2 separate regions of the Homo sapiens genome follow, and region 2 is linked to region 1. Evidence: chromatin loops called from intact Hi-C (ENCODE). Cell type or tissue: right lobe of liver. All regions are shown on one strand.

Evidence for each region. Peaks named below come from ENCODE experiments on the same cell type or tissue, not always from the same donor. Only the 100,000 strongest peaks of a DNase experiment are listed, where the experiment ranks them.
Region 2: it touches region 1 in a loop (2.8-fold over the local background); 51 of 110 quality-filtered maps call a loop at or near these places.

Annotation. Positions count from the first base shown.
Region 1 is chr11:61,384,326-61,386,825 of GRCh38, forward strand. No RefSeq gene overlaps it. Among named protein-coding and RNA genes, the nearest start is that of TMEM216, 7.0 kb to the right of the region's middle. RefSeq lists a silencer at 1,339-1,498. In right lobe of liver, CTCF peaks have their summits at 781 (motif pointing left) and 1,439 (motif pointing left); a DNase peak (open chromatin) is centred at 1,436.
Region 2 is chr11:61,263,571-61,266,070 of GRCh38, forward strand. VWCE (von Willebrand factor C and EGF domains) reads right to left here. Exons shown (of 20, transcript NM_152718.2): 17 at 1,552-1,642; 18 at 1,386-1,468; 19 at 917-1,007. Among named protein-coding and RNA genes, the nearest start is that of PGA5, 24 kb to the left of the region's middle. In right lobe of liver, a CTCF peak has its summit at 1,359 (motif pointing left); DNase peaks (open chromatin) are centred at 1,401 and 2,001; H3K27ac peaks cover 1,026 bases.

The sequences.
Region 1 (2,500 bases):
AGGGTCCCCACCCCCAAGGCAGGGGTTCAGACTTCACTGCATGCCACTCACTGGGCAGTGTGAAGTTCACTGATTAGCCCAGGCCAGAGCTGTTTCACAGTTGCCAGGCAAGAAACAACCCTCCAGGCCAAAAGCAAGCTAAGGCTGGTAGGCAGGTGCTTAGAGCACATGGGGACACCACCTGCCCAGAGCACATAGCAACACCACCTGCCCAGAGCACATAGCACCCGCATTGGGAGGCCCCTAGGAAACAACCTTCCAGGTCGCAGGTGAGCCCCAGCTGTCAGACAGATGCATCAAAAGAGCTGGAATGCCCCATGTGCTTGGAGTGCATGGTGTCCACACAGGATATGGAGGATGGGAATCAACCCTCTGGGATGCAGAAGAACTCAGATTGGTGAGCAGACGCACAGAGGAAGTTGGGGCACAGCCTTGACCGCACGTTGTCCATGCCTGGAGGGCTTTGGGGAAAACCATCCATGGCATAGGTAAGCCAAGACTAGGGGGCAGGTGCACAGAGTTAGGGAGCTGCCCCAGGTGGAAGGCCTGGAGTAAGCGGCAACCATGACAAGGAGTCCACAGCAAGTTGGTCACGGGGCCTAGACCAGATCGGCAAAGTTGCCAAGGGAGTGCCGGCTTTGGGTGTGCAGCTGGAGTGGAACACCAGCAGATCTCCCAAGGCGTGCCCTGCTGATGGACGATGGAGCAAGGCCCCTAGCTGGAGTGCACTGGAACCAGAAGACAAGCCCTTTCCTTCCTGCAATGTCCTTCTAGCGTCCTCTGCTGACAAAGCCTAACATTGTACTCATTGTAGGGAGAAATGCTTCGAGTCTAGTTATCGCTTAACAGACACCGAAGGGTAGGTAAATAATGAAGCTGAGAGGCAAAAAATAGGTAACTGGCAGAAACCATTCTTCCAGCTACTCCACTACCATATGCACTCTTTACACAAATTTTGAACTCCCTTAGTAGCTACATTCCTACTAACAAGATATCTCCTCTCTAAAAGTGAAGTTCTCAGCCTTCCCCCAAATGATAAGACACACAGTCCAAACAGTCACTGTATCCATAGCTGGCTAGATTACTCCACAGATTTGTCGTGATCCCTATTACCTAAAAACTATTACCTAAAAACTATTACCTGTGTCTATTACCTAAAAACTAGATTGTAAAGTTGACCTCCAACAATTTGCACATAAAATAACAAAGGGAGGCAAAAGACATGGTCAGTACATACAAATAAACACATGCATGTAAGAAGCAAAGAAGAATATGCATCGCTGCTACAGTCCTCGTTTTTGTAACTGATCATTTTTGTAACTAATCACGGTCATAGTTGACATCCATGGTTTCCTTAGAAAAATCCGAAGGCTGCACACTGGAACCCGGGAGAGCCTCTTTGTTTCTGCAATAGCCCTCTAGTGCCCTCTGCTGACAAAGCTTAACACTGTACTCACTGTACGGGATAAATGCTTAGCGTCGATCCGGTTATCATGGAACAGAACAGGTACTGAGAGTGAATCTGGAGCTGAGGCAGTGTTGATAACTGCCATACTAGGAAACCACTAAATATTCAGAAATTAAATAAGGCTGGGCACGGTGGTTCACGCCTATACCATGTCACTCGAGCTCAGGAATTCCAGACCAGCTTGGGCAACATGGCAAAACCCCACCTCTACTAAAAATACAAAAATTAGCCAGGCGTGGTGGCACGCACCTGTAGCCCCAGTTACTCGGGAGGCTGATGCATGAGAATAGCTTGAGCCTGCAAGGCACAGGTGGCAGTGAGCTGAGATCGCACCATTGCACCGCAGCGTGGGCAACAGAGAGTCTGTCTTAAAATAAATAAAATAAAATAAAATAAAATAAAATAAAATAAAATAAAATAAAATAAAATAATAAATAAAATAAAATACACTTATAAATAGCCCATGGGTCAAAGAAGAAATCATAAGGGAAATTAGAAAACACTTTGAACCCAGCTGGGCGCAGTGGCTCATGCCTGTAGTCCCAGCACTTTGGGAGGCTGAGGCGGGTAGATCACTTGAGGTTAGGAGTTCAAGATCAGCCTGGGGGCAACATGGTGAAACCTCATCTCCACTAAAAATACAAAAATTATCTGGGTGTGGTGGCACACACCTGCAATCTCAGCTACTTGGGAGGCTAAGACAGGAGAATTCCTTTGAACCCAGGAGGTGGAGGCTGCAGTGAGCTGAGATCGCACCACTGCACTCCAGCCTGGGCAACAGAGTCAGACTCTGTCTCAAAAAACAAAAACAAAAACAAAACAAAACAAAACAAAAAACCTAAAGAAAGTAAGAAGAAGGAAATTATAAAGAGCAGAAATTTGTAAAATAGAAAACAAATTTTATACGATGAAGAAAAAGAAAGTCGAAAGCTGTTTTTAAAAAAATTAATAAGGCTGGGCACGGTGGCTCACACCTGCAATCCTAGCACTTTGGGAGGCCGAGGCGAGTGGATCATGAGGTCAGGAGTTCGA
Region 2 (2,500 bases), 120 kb before region 1:
TGTTGTTTAGAGACAGTGTCTCTCTGTGGCCCAGGCTGGAGTTCAGTGGCGTCAGTTCTTGGGAATCAATCCACTGTCCTATCTAAAAGCATCGACTCCAGTCTGAAACCCTGGCTCTACTACCAATCAGCTATGTGATCTTGAGCACAGCACTTCACCTGCCTGGGCCTGTTTTCTCACCTGGCACAGGAGGATGACAAGAGTATTGCAGGGGTGTAGACACATGAGGTGTCCCGGCACACCGTGGGTGCTCAACACATATTAGAGATTACTCTTCTGCAAAACGGACTCAGTTCCCATGTTGTAATTTAAAATAAAGAAGAAAGCATAGGAAGAGGTTAAGAAAGGGGATAAAGAAGAAAAAGGGAGTGCAGGCCGGGCGCAGTGGCTCACGCCTGTAATCCCAGCACTTTGGGAGGCTGAGGCGGGCGGATCACGAGGTGAGGAGATCGAGACCATCCTGGCTAACACGGTGAAACCCCATCTCTACTAAAAATACAAAAAAATTAGCCAGGCGTAGTGGCAGGCACCTGTAGTCCCAGCTACTCCGGAGGCTGAGGCAGGAGAATGGCGTGAACCCGGGAGGCGGAGCTTGCAGTGAGGTGAGATAGCGCCATTGCACTCCAGCCTGGGTGACAGAGGGAGACTCAGTCTCAAAAAAAAAAAAAAAAAAAAAAAAAAGCAGAAGAAGAAGAAAAAGGGAGTGCAAATAAACAGACATCATGGTGTGTGGCATCATGAGCACGGGATGAGGGTCAGCAGGCCACAGCACAGCTGTACAACCTTGCGCGAGCCGTGTTCCCTCTCTGAACATGGCTTTCTCTTATCCAGCCCTTTACAAGTTCTATGTACCGGGGAAGAAAAGTAAAATGGAAGAAGATGGCGGAGAAACTCCAGGACCCAGAGACCCACTTACCTGGACAGGAAGAGCAGCAGTCCCCAGGAAGCAGGGCAGGGTCGGCACAGGCCCGCTGGCAGGGAACCTTCTCACAGCTCACCTCTCCCAGCTGGGGAAGCAGAAGGAACCCCATGAGGAAGCCCAGAGCATCTTGCCTGCCCTGGGCAGTGCCCTCAAGGGCCTCTTGCACCAGCAGCAGGACCCACGGAAAGATCCCAGGACAGAGGCTGCAGTGCCTGAGCCCTCGCCTGGAGAACAGGTAAAGCCAGCTATGGCAGGACCCCCTTTGGGAAACCACTTCTCCCTCTGGACTTCCACAGAGGGAGGAGATGGTCAAAACCAAAGATATTCTGGCAGTTAATTAAAGGCGGAGGATGGCAGGAGGATGGATTTATGCTGGCTAAAGGGCTCCATGTTTTGCAAAGGGACAAAAGGCAAGAAGCTGCCCTCTGGCGGGGCCGCTCCTGGGTTCCCAGGCCCAGCTCACCTGGCACGTGCACCGGGTGCAGGGTTCATCATCCAAGGTGAACACCTGGCCATTCGCCACCTTCCTTCCCTCGTAGTTGCAGTCTGTGGAGGAAGGGGAGACAGGAGCCCATGAGAGCCGAGGCCTGGCCGGGAACCTGGCACGTGGGGCAGCTGGTCCCACTCACCTCGGCACACGGGGCAGCACTCCCCGTCAGGGTGGAAAGGGTAGGTACAGGTGATGGGGCAGTCCACGGGGGAACAGGCCACTGAGCCCAGCTGCAGGACACAGAAAACACACAAGGCCCTCGGTTCAGGGCAGCTGACAAGACACTCAGGAAGATGCCGCTCCTATAGCCACTGAGTGTCCATCAGAACAATCAACATTGTGGGAGGAGTCCATGGTGGGGCAGTGGGGCAGGGGGCGCATTTTCTCTGTTGGGGTCCAACTTCCCACTAGAATTCAAGCCCCTCGAAGGTAAGAACATGGACTTGTCCACGGAGGGCATCTGTTAACGGGTGCCTGTTGCATAAACTGCCCAGAAAAGATAAGCACCAAAACCCGATAGAGAAAGATCCAGGGGCCAAAGTTCCCCAAAGCCCGAGGCTGAGAACAACTAGGGCCTACGTGCAGTGGGTCACTCAGGGTAAGTAGCTCAGGGCTGTTTACCGTGAGTTTCTCAATCTTTCTGCAGACCGTGTCCCTTGTCACGCATGTACTCTGCTGAGGCTCACTGATCACCAAAGAAATACCGCATCTGCACCCACACCAGCAAAGCAGCGTCATCCCGCATTCAGGGCGTCAGCATGCTAAGCATGAAGAATTTTTTTACCCGGAGTGGTGGCTCACACCTGTAATCCCAACATTTTGGGAGGCTGAGGCAGGAGGATCATTTGAGGTCAGGAGTTCGAGACCAGCCTGGCCAACATGGCAAAACTCCGACTCTACTAAAAGCACAAAAATTAGCTGGGCGTGGTGGTGCGCACCTGTAATCCCAGCTACTCAGGAGGCTGAGACGGGAGAATCGTTTGAACCTGGGAGGCGGAGGTTGCAGTGAGCCAAGATTGTGCCACTGCACTCCAGCCTGGCGACAGAGTGAGACTCTGTCTCAAAAAAAAAAAAATAAAATAAAATAA